Linked DNA regions of Homo sapiens: region 2 is linked to region 1. A link is a loop called in an ENCODE intact Hi-C map of the cell type or tissue named here. Cell type or tissue: CD4-positive, alpha-beta T cell. All regions are shown on one strand. Each heading gives the region's core, and the rest is flanking DNA. Links, peaks and the distances in the headings are about the cores only.

Evidence for each region. A loop is a pair of places that touch in the nucleus more often than their neighbours do. Peaks named below come from ENCODE experiments on the same cell type or tissue, not always from the same donor. Only the 100,000 strongest peaks of a DNase experiment are listed, where the experiment ranks them.
Region 2: it touches region 1 in a loop (4-fold over the local background); 7 of 110 quality-filtered maps call a loop at or near these places.

Annotation. Positions count from the first base shown.
Region 1 is chr11:75,020,874-75,026,243 of GRCh38, forward strand. No RefSeq gene overlaps it. Among named protein-coding and RNA genes, the nearest start is that of NEU3, 35 kb to the left of the region's middle. In CD4-positive, alpha-beta T cell, for the core only: CTCF peaks have their summits at 2,220 (motif pointing right) and 2,420; a DNase peak (open chromatin) is centred at 2,198.
Region 2 is chr11:75,278,020-75,283,389 of GRCh38, forward strand. It overlaps ARRB1 (arrestin beta 1), which reads right to left. Exons shown (of 16, transcript NM_004041.5): 5 at 5,268-5,370; 6 at 3,943-4,002; 7 at 3,056-3,123; 8 at 590-725. Among named protein-coding and RNA genes, the nearest start is that of TPBGL, 40 kb to the left of the region's middle. RefSeq lists enhancers at 1-359, 1,942-2,817. In CD4-positive, alpha-beta T cell, for the core only: CTCF peaks have their summits at 2,341 (motif pointing right) and 2,540; a DNase peak (open chromatin) is centred at 2,332; H3K27ac peaks cover 567 bases.

The DNA of each region.
Region 1 (5,370 bases), core at 89-5,088:
TGGGCCTGCCACATCTTGTCAAGACTGCTCAAGCAAGTCCTCACTGCTCCTCCAGCTCCCTGCCACCCTCCAATCCATTCTCCCACATAATGGCTCCTTCGCCAGAAGGATGAAGACTTTATGTGGGTGTTCAGGGCCTGATCTCTCTACCCCATCTCCACAACAGTCCTCCATACACAGCCCAATGTTCCTGAACAGGTCACAGTATTTATGCCTCTGTGTACACCTTGCTTTGTCTGAAATGCTCTTTCTCCTTCTTTGATAGAATTCCTCCTTTTCCTCTCAGGATCTAGCTTAAATGTGCCATTCACGGGGGAGCCTGCCCTAACCCCAGATCAGGTAGGCCCCACTTCTGGCCTTCCACTGTGCCCCTTCTAACGTTGCACTGCCCATTCTGTGTGGAATGTTCTGTTGCTATATATGGCTCCTTTTCTAGACTGTGAGCTCCTCAAGGACAAGGACCACATCTGATCCTTTCTGTGTTCCCAGTGCCCAGCCTAGGGTCTGGCAGAGAGTATGGGCCCCACAGAGCTTGTTGAATTAGTGTGTATGTAAGTGAAAATGATAGGGTGGGCAGTTGTGGGTAAGTGGCGAGTGGCAAGTAGGTTTGTCCCCAAGCCTGAGAGGGTCACCTGAATTGGGTACAGAGTTGAGAACTCATCATTTTGGTCTCTTTTACCAAATGAGATTGGGTCTGAATTTGATTAGGACATGTTATCTGTAAGACTGCCTGGGGCTAGCAAGACAAAAGTCTAAAATCTGAGGTATCTGTAAGGAGTAGTCAGAGGAGACCATGGGCCCTGCACAGCTCTGTCCAAGGCTTGGAAACAACTTCAGGTGGATAGGTATGGATAATAATACCGTAGTCAGTCCTTCCCATGTGGGAGTGAGGCTCCCAGCGAACAGTCCCACAAATCCCAGAACAGTCCCTCTAGTGAGTCAGAGATCTGGGTAATATGGAAGTCCTCAGATTGTCTGCTCCTCCACCCTTCTGGAATCACACTTTCCCTCAGTTTCTTAAGATGTTGCAAGTCATCGGCCGGGTGCGGTGGCTCACGCCTGTAATCCCAGCACTTTGGGAAGCTGAGGCGGGTGGATCATGACGTCAGGAGTTCAAGACCAGCCTGGCTAAGATGGTGAAACCCCTCTCTACTAAAAATACAAAAAATTAGCCAGGCGTGGTGGCGGGTGCCTATAATCCCAGCTACTTGGGAGGCTGAGGCAGGAGAATTGCTTGAACTCGGAGGGCAGAGGCTGCAGGCAGCTGAGATCACGCCACTGCACTCCAGCCTGGGCAACACAGTGAGATTCCATCTCAAGAAAAAAAAAAAAAAAGATTTTGCAGGTCATCATCCTATATTCTGGGCGAAGCATAGAGTCTTTCCCAAGAGCCTGAGAGTTCCTGGGAGCTTATATTCTGATCACCTCTCACTCTTAATTCCTGCTGCTATTGCATTCTTGTGACTGTGACTGAGTTGTTTTGCTCCAGGCTCTGATGCTGCCCTTGCTGCCTCTTTCCCCAAAGCACCAGGTGCAAGCATGTGCACGTAACAGACTTTCCTTCAAGAGTTGAGGGTAAGGAAGTGAGTTATAGCACAATGCAGAGCCGAAAGGCAGAGCAGGAATCATTACCTGCTTTGTACAAAAGAGGAAACCAAAGCTTAGATATTAACCAGGTGACTTGACTAAAGCTATACAGCAAGTTAGTGACAGAACTAGGCCTGGAATGAGCTCTCCTGATCCAGACTCTAGAGTCAGCATTTCACGGTTCTGAACATCTGGAATCCAAAGAGCTGTCCAGGTTTAGGTTAAGAACAGTTCCACACACACAGAAAGACGGTCCTGGGTGGCAGGCAGTGAAAGAAACCTGGGGAGCTGGGGATCTCTATGAGCGTGGCTCACCTCCCCCTCTGTCTCCTGGAGCTGACCCTTGCTCATATCCTGCGGGAACAAGACCCAGGTGGATCAAAACTTTATTGAGGCCCTGCTCAAGACAGGCACAGTAGTGCAGTAGGTTTAATCTTCACTATGGTTCTGCAAGGCTGGCAACATTATTCCCCATTTTAGTTGAGAAAACAGTCTCCAAGAGTGGAAGTGACTTGCTCAAGGTCATACAGATAGTCAGGCCTGGCTCTGAGCCTGAGGACTCCCAGTCCCCGACTCTGCTGCAAGCTCCATGGCATTGCCAACATTGACCACCAGGTGGCAATCTCCCCCAACTCCCTGCAGGCCACAAGCACCCTGGAATTTTAAGCAGTAATGCCTATGGTTGGTGGCAGAACAGCAGTCTCTGCCTGGATTTTCAAAACTGCCCTGAGGCAGTTTTATAACTCTTTTGTCCCAAGGGGAAATTGATGTCCAAGAGGGATGGTGGCTTTACAGAGGAGGAAGTTCTATGTGTGTGTGCGTGTGAGCATGAGATCTGCTTCTGGTTCCAAGGCTGGTGAATTCTGCTGACCTATTGTTAGCTGGGAGTTGGTGGGCATGACTTTCCTGGCACGATGTTCAGTTTCTCCTCTGTGCCTGCTGTTGCCAAGCCTCACTCAGAGATGGGCAGCCGAGTTTTCCTTGGACTCCCATCAGAGGCCCAGGGCCCAACCTCTTGTTTAGGTGGGGTCAGACTTACCTGGTCTGAGGCCATCTGAACAGCCCTGTGGATCCTTCCCCTATTTTAATCTGTGTGCTTCTTTGTATGGAGCCATGGAAACTCCTATGATCTTCCATGCCTGCCTACAGCCAGGAAACACTGGGAGAGAGTCCTGTGCATTCTTCCTGCAGTACTCACCATGTTCCCTTCAGGCTCTGCTGGATGGACCAGACCCTCTCAGCAGGCTTCCCGCCACTGGATACCCCTTTACCTCTGTGCTGCTCAGTGGCAGTCCCAGGGTGGGCCTGTGAGTTCTCGGCACAGCAAACTTTCTGCCCAGATGCCAGGGTGAGGCTCCCTTTCTGGCAGGCACGCCCAGCTTCTATGCAGGGCTTGGGCACATTCTCCATTCCCCATCATGGCAGTGACTCTCAGCACAAACACCGCAGTGTTCACAAGGCCACCCCAACTTCTCCCCCCTTCCCTCCTATGTCCTCTCTTTGTGTGTGTGTGCACGTGTACGCTCCTTCATGTCTCTCTTTACAGAGTGTGGTCTTAGAGCCTCTTGTCCTCAGCTTTGGGCCTTCACTGCAATTCCACAAATCCAGAACTCAAGGAAAGTCCTGCTATACGTCCTGTCAGGTAAAGGTAGTGACAGCTCCCTTGCCAGATTCAGAGGAGAGTTCCTGGGAGTTTCCTGAACGCAGGGCTGTCGTTTGAGCTCTGTGTTCCGAGCACCCAGCACAGGGCCTGCATGGGACAGGCCCCAAGGGGAGGGAGGTGGTTCTCACATGAATGAAGGGCCCTGAACTAGAGCAAGTTAGCCTCTCAGAACACAATGAGTCCCCTTCTTCTGTAGGGCACCACACATCCCTCTGCAGAAACTGAGGGAAAGTGGAGAACAGAGCAAATAGTGATAAAGGCAAGCAGCACGCAGTCATTATGTCAACGTTTCTCAAGTTTCTCTCATGCATGTGCCTCCTCCATGATTTTTGCTAAATCCATGGATTCTTAATAATTTTCTTTAGCATATTTTATGAAAATACCTAATTCATGGTCTCCTAAGGAATAATATTCATGAAATCACTGGTTTGATTTATCTTTCCTAATATACATTAAATTATATACATACCTATTAAAAAATAGCAAAGACCACTGAAGTAGGTCATACCTACCACCAGTGAGATGTATACTGCACTTGGGTTATTTAGTTTTCACAAAACCCTATAAGGTCAATCATGCTTTTTCTGTCTTATAGGTGAAGAAATTGAAGGTCAGAGAATTGACTTGGCTGAGGTCACACAGTCTTCTGATCTTTGGCCTACAGCCTTTATAAAGATGGGAGAGGGGAAGGGAGGAGCAGGTGCTTGGGAGATGATGGGGGAGGGAGGCAGCTGCCACTGAAAAATGAAAGAAGATGGTGAAGATAGGGAGTGGGGGGCAGGACTCCATGTCAGAAAGGCAAATGACCTGAGTCCCAATGTCCTATGCACAGTAATGGCCATGAAAATAGCTGCAGATTTGCCTGCATTTGTATGACCAAGATTTATTGTGCCAGCAACTCCGGTAATTGGATGATGAAAGCACTGCAGCTGGGACTGTTGGCTGGAGATTAATTATTAGAGAGAGGAGGTAGGATGGGGAGTAGCCTGGATGGTGCCCAGCTGTGGAGAGACTGGAACCCACTAGAAGAGCAGGCAGGCAGACCTCAGACATCTAGTGGACCCTCCTCCCCACTCAGCTAAGACCCAGGGAGGGAGGCAACTGGACTGGGCCAAGGCCACAGCCATTCCACAGCAAGGCAGGATGAGAGCTCTTCTCTGAGTGAAGTTGATTTTCCAGAAAAGATGGGCAGCTACAGCAGCAGGAAGGGCCTGCACTTGGAGTCTGAGACCAGAGGGGAAGCCTCAGCTTTGTCTCTTACTTGCTATGTGGCCTTAGGAAGGTGACTTAGCCTCTTCGAACCTCAGTTTTCCCAGCTGTACGATGGAGATGATGGCATTGACTTTACTAGGAAGTCATGAGGCTCCAAGATTATTGGGTCCTGTTTAGATCTAGGACCCACTCAGGGACAACTTTCATTCTCACCCCCTCTGCTCAGGTCTGGCCCTCATCCTTCCTGCCTGGGTCCTGTGAACCCCTTCCCTGCTCTCTCATCAAGCCCTAAAACTTGATCCTTAGCCACTGTGGGGACTTTCTGCGTGAATGTCAAGTCTCCCAAGTAGGAACCTAAAAGGGACTGGGAGATGGGGGGCAGGGGTGGATCCCAAGAAGAAGTCATTTTCCCTCACAGCCTTAGTTTTCTCATCTGCAAAATGGGAATAGGCTTTATTTGGATTTATTCTGTTGCAAAGAACAGCAAACCACTTGAGCCCAACCAAGTGGGTTGGGGAAGGAGCCAACTATGGGGACTGGAACTGGAACCTGCACATTGGAAGGAACACAGGCCACTTGGGGCTAGCTTCTCCTCCATCTCTTTGTCAATGGGTCTCTGTTGCTATCTGCCCATCTTCCAACTACTCATAGGTGGATTCTTTCCCTCTCTCCTCTCTGTCTTAAGCTTCTGTTTCCTCAGAATCTCTGTTCTAGCACAACTTTTTCTTACATGTGACTGCTCATGGCTCCATTTCAACTCCATAGTTCGTTCCTCTGGGCTCCTTTGTAGAAACTAGTAGTTTCTCCCCATCCTGCTCAATTCACGTGCATAACGGAGGGAATCTGATTGGCCCTCTGATTCTTCCTGCCCAAACTTGCCAGAGATTTGTAGACTGGTTTATGGTCTG
Region 2 (5,370 bases), core at 164-5,163, 260 kb after region 1:
GGCTCACCAGCTCACTGAGGGAGCCAGCTCTGAATCCCTACAAAAAGACCTCAACTTGCATCTTGCCCCAAGGCACTTCCCTTCAGCCATGCCCCGAGAGAGAGGGGGTGCCCACACCTTGAGGAGGGGCCAGCCTAAGCTCACAGCAGTCAGCTGGGTTTGATTCAGAGTTTGAGGGGAGGCCCTTCCTTCTGCAGGGCTTGTCGCCCTGACGCTCAGTGTTTGGCAGGAAGGTCACGGCCCCCCACCGTGCCCCCTCTGCAATGCTGGTTGACCTTCAGCACTCGGCCTGAGGCAGGCAGCTGGTGGAGGTGTGGGGGAGATGTCCAGGACCTTCAGGAAGGTCTGCTCCTCACTTCGGAAGTCCATCACATCTCTCAAGTTCATGCCCCCTTTGCCACTCCTTTAGGCCCAAGAGGCTTCTCCAAATCCCCCATGAGAGGTCTCAGATTCCCTGACCCCTGTGGTCCTTGGGCTGGGGATAGAAGCTCCTACCTGAGGCATCCTTGCAGGCCAGGAGAGAGCTGGGATCTGAGGCCCAGGCCCTGGTGGAGCAGCCCCCACCCCCTGCCAAGTCCGAGCCTCCTACCTCCTTATCCAGAGAGGCTTCTAGGTGCAAGGGCTTGTCCGACATGAGGAACTGCCTGGTGGTCTCGGCTGTGGGCTGGGGGCCAGGCCTCTCTGGGGCATACTGAACCTTCCGGATGACCAGACGCACAGAATTCCTAATGGAGATGGGCGGAGTGAAAGAGGACCAGGGTCACCTGCCTTCATCCCCTCTCCTTGCGAGCCTCACATCATTCTCCTGCTCAAGAGACTGGCATGGCTCTCCATCACCTTAGAATCCAGCCAAACTGCAGAGATCAGCATAGGGGTCTGTCACCATCTGGCTCCATTCCATCCTCCCCTGTTCTGTCCCAGAAGTGCCCTGTGGCTGCACTTCATTTGGTCCTGGTACCCAGCAGGATGCTGAAACAGGGACTACATTTTTCACCTCCTGCTTCCCTATGTCACCAAATAGGTAACATTGTCACTTCCTGACTCCCTATGTCACCATACACAAATAGTGTCCCTCTGTCATCTATTTTGGTGACATAGGACACTATTTGTGTAAGTTCTTTAAGGACAGAAATTTGTGTCTAAGGTGTTCACAGCTGTACTCTCAGCACCTATGACTGTGCCTGCCATATAATAAACAACTGCCAGATATCTATTATGTAAAACTATGCAGAGGGGACAGCGGTCTCAAGAAGAAATGGGGCTTGGGGAGGCGTTGGGGTTCAGGGAGGAGGCGTGGATTCAGTCAGGGGGATGCAAGCCAGTGAAGGGGACAAGCCCAGGGAGGGGAGAAGGCCCATGGATGAGACTGGCTCCATGAAGATTACAGGGGATCAGGGAGCAAATGAGGATCTGGTGAGGGAGGGGGACTTGGTGAGGCCGTCTCTGTGGCATGCTGGGAATGCCGGCATCTCCGTTGCTCAGATAAGCTGCCTCCATTGCCTGTAACCAGGGAGCCAGGGTCAAACTCCCAGCTCTCCTCTTACTAACTATGTGGCCCTGGGTACATTAACCTCTCTCTGCCTCTGTTCCCTAATCTGTAAAGGGTGATGACAGAAGGACCTACCTCTTTTTCTCCTTTTTAAATTTTTATTAATTTATTTATTTTGAGATGGAGTCTCACTCTGTTGCCCAGGCTGGAGTGCAGTGGCGCAATCTCAGCTCACTACAACCTCTGCCTCCCAGCTTCAAGCAATTCTCCTGCCTCGGCCTTCTGAGTAGCTGGGGTTACAGGCATATGCCACCACACCTGCCTAATTTTTGTATTTTCAATAGAGATGGGGTTTCACCATGTTGGCCAGGCTGGTCTGGAACTCCTGGCCTCAAGTAATATGCCTGCCTTCGGCCTTCCAGAGCTCTGGGATTACAGGTGTGAGCCACCACGCCCAGCAAGGACGTACTTCTTAGAGCTGCTGTGAGGATTAAATTAGTTCATACAGCCCAGCACTGTAAATGGTGTCTGGCACCTAATCAGCCCTTGATAAATGATAGCTTCTATATCATTATTATTAGTAACTCCTTGGTGTGGATTTTAAATGTCCCATTGGTGGTAGGGTGAGAGGGGTGGCTCTCGATGTCACCTCCTCTTTCTTGTGCTTACCAAGCCTCCTCCCACATCCCACAGCACCCTTCCTCTTCCCTGGTCTCAGGTCTTAAGAGGAAAAGGGAGACAGAGAAGCAAGGGAGAAAAGTCCCATCTCCTCACACACAGCTGCCAGGGCTGCAGATGCAAATGCATGCAATACACCCTATAGCCACCAGGTGGCAAACTCAGCCCACGCCCTAAAAAGGCTGCTGTGCCCTCAGCCAACCTCCTCTGGGACCAGTGCCTCTGGATGCAGGCACATCAGCGTCGAGGGCCCACCAGCTATTCCAGGAGGCAGACAGAGCACAGCCCGACCCAGGAGGGGCAGGCATGAGACATCCGGGCCAGCTGTTTCTGGCTGCCAGCCTGGGCTCTCTGTCTGCCCGGGCTGTTCTTCTCCAGAGAACGCTTCCCATCTCTTAGATGTGGGCCGACCTCCCTGTCACTCTCCCCTGGATGGGTTCACTATCTCCACTTCCTCCTCACTTAGAAGCTGCCATTGACACACACTCCACTCCTGCTGAACGCCTCCCAGGAGGAAAACTGGAAAATGAGAATGGTCAGGAAACAGCCTGCTCACTGTTTAACACAATCTGAATTTAGGGTTTTTCCAAAACAAATTAAAAAGACATGCAGTCTGGAGGGGATGAAATGAGAGGCAGGGAGATGAGGGAGGAAGCTGCCACAATGGTGCAAAGGAGAAGATGCTGCAGCCTGAACCCAGGCAGTCGAAGCCACCTCCCCAAGGAAGCCCTCCGTGACCTCCCAGCTTCCAGAGTGCCCTTCCAAGGCTGGAATGTGCGCCCCTCCTCACACACTTCCAGGTATTGTTACTTATCTCCTCTTGGACTTTGCCCATCCTGTCTCCCTCCCTCACCCAGCAGGCGGCCCACACCCTGGCATCCTACTCACCGCTTGTGGATCTTCTCCTCCAAATTCTCCGCGCAGAAGGCTTTGACTTCATAGTCCACACCGCAAGCCTGTGGGGAAGGGGTCACTGACCACAGGGCCTTGGAGAAGCAGGGTCCCCAGTACACAGCCAGCCCACCTCTCATTTTACAAACGAGGACACTGGACAGGAACACCAAGCTCCCACAGCCCAGCCTTCCTTGGTCTGGAAGAAGCGGGGGAACGCCCTTGTGCTCAGCCCCAATGCTGTGCTGCCTCCTCCATCTGACATGGGACATCTCGAACCACCCAAACGGGGCTCTGCTCTTTGGATTCCTGCCTCAGTCTGGGTGGCCGTCCTCATCCAGGCAGCTGCCCAGAAATAGCAACAGGCACCTGAGCAGACTGGGGGCGCCTACTACTGTGTGCACACCCGGCCCTGGGTGGCTTATCCGGTATTCCTCTAACAAGACAAGGAGGCACGTGCTGTTATCTCCATCTTGCAGATGAGGAAGCTGGGCTCAAAGCTCTGGAGCTAGTGGTGTCACTTCTCTCCAACCCTCAGTTTCCCCATCTGTGAAATGGGGATGATCGCACTTTGATTCCAGGTTGCCAGGGGTTACATGAGGCCAGGTGTAGGTCCTCAGAACACTTTGGTCCTGTTGCAGCCAACGCCACCCAGGAGAGCCTCCAGACCCATCACTGAATGGGAGAGTGAGGCTGACCCCGTACCTGCTGCCCTGTCTGAAGAGAGACTGGTTGTCCAAGGTGGGACCAGCTTAGCCTAGACACAAAGACTGTTCAACAGGGAGAGTGGTCCTGTGTGTCCAGCACCTCCCAGGGAGAAAGCCAGGGACCTGGGGACATGAGACTCCTGGAGCCAGAGAGATGGTCCCCTTGGGGTGACCTACCTTCCCCGTGTCTTCGGGCCCCGGCTGCAGTGTCACAGAACATGGAAGGTTTGGAGGGATCTGTCAAGAAGAGGACAGAACGAGCCACCTGTCACATCCACCACTGTCCTGTCTCATGTATTGCAGCCCAGACACTCCCATACACCCATCAGACCAAGGGCCCCAGGGGACAGGCCATGTCTATCCCATCAGACCATGCCAAGCCATGCCCCATCTAAAACTCTTTAGATAAAGAGCTTTCTTTATCTAAAGGGTTTGGCCCAGCCCAGTCCTCGCAGCAATGGTTTAAATAGATCTTTCTATGATGTCTACTGTGGTTGGCAGAATAATGTTCCCCAAAGATGTCCACACCCTAATCGCCCAAACCTGGGACCTTAATGACAAAAGTGACTTTGCAGATCCAATTAAGGCCTTGAGATGGGGACCGTATCCTGGATGATTTTGGTGGGCCTAGTATAATCACAAGAGTCCTTAGAAGTGGAAGCAGGGGGCAGAAATGTCTGAGCCACAGTGATGGGATGTACAAAAGACTCAACGGCCACTGCTGGCTTTGACAATGGAGGAAGGCACTGTGAGCCAAGGAAAGCAATGCTGGAAAAGGTGGACGCTCCCCGAGGGCCTCCAGAGGAGCCAGCCCTGCCACGCCTCCATGGTAGCCCACTGAGACCTGTTTTGGGACTTCTGACCTCCAGAGCTGTAAGCTCATACATCTGTGTTGTTTTAATTGCTGCCGAGTTTGTGGCAATCTGTTTCAGCAGCCATAGGGAGCTAACATGTCTACGTAGAAAAGGTGACTCCATGACCCTCTCCACTCTCTCAGCCTCCAAGAAAGGGAGAGACCACACTGAATCTCAGAATCAGAGAGCCTAAGAAACTTGAGATTTTGAAATCCAGCATCTTAAAGTCTCTGATTTGAAAGGTGGTGGGGCAGACAGATCACCTACTTGCCATCCCTCTCTTGCGAGCTGGGTTGCTGCCGGGCAAGTGGGGAGCTGATCTGAGCGGGAAACCCCTTGCAGTGATGCAGGGTCCAGAAAGGGCTCTTTCTTTCTCTGAAGCCCCTTAGCACCCCCTTTCTCCCACCAATGACCTGGCCTCAGAAGGGTCTGAGGAGTAGCCCAAAGGTACAGGTGACAAACCCCAGCAGGGGCTGGAGAAGAGACACTTACCAGGTAACACAGGTGACAGTGCCCCAGGTCCCAGCATACACTGGGAAACTGGGTGGCAGGGAGCAGCTGACCCTCACCGCCCTCTTATGCCCACCCCAGAGGGCTTCCTAGAGGTGGCATTTCTGGAATGGGGCCCCAGGGATGGCAGTTCCTGACCTCAAAGGTGAAAGGGTAAGCGTGCTCGCCCAGCTTCTTGATGAGGCGTTCCTGCAGCCGCGTCAGGGGCTTCTTGTCCTCGGGGGCCGGTGGGAACGACTGT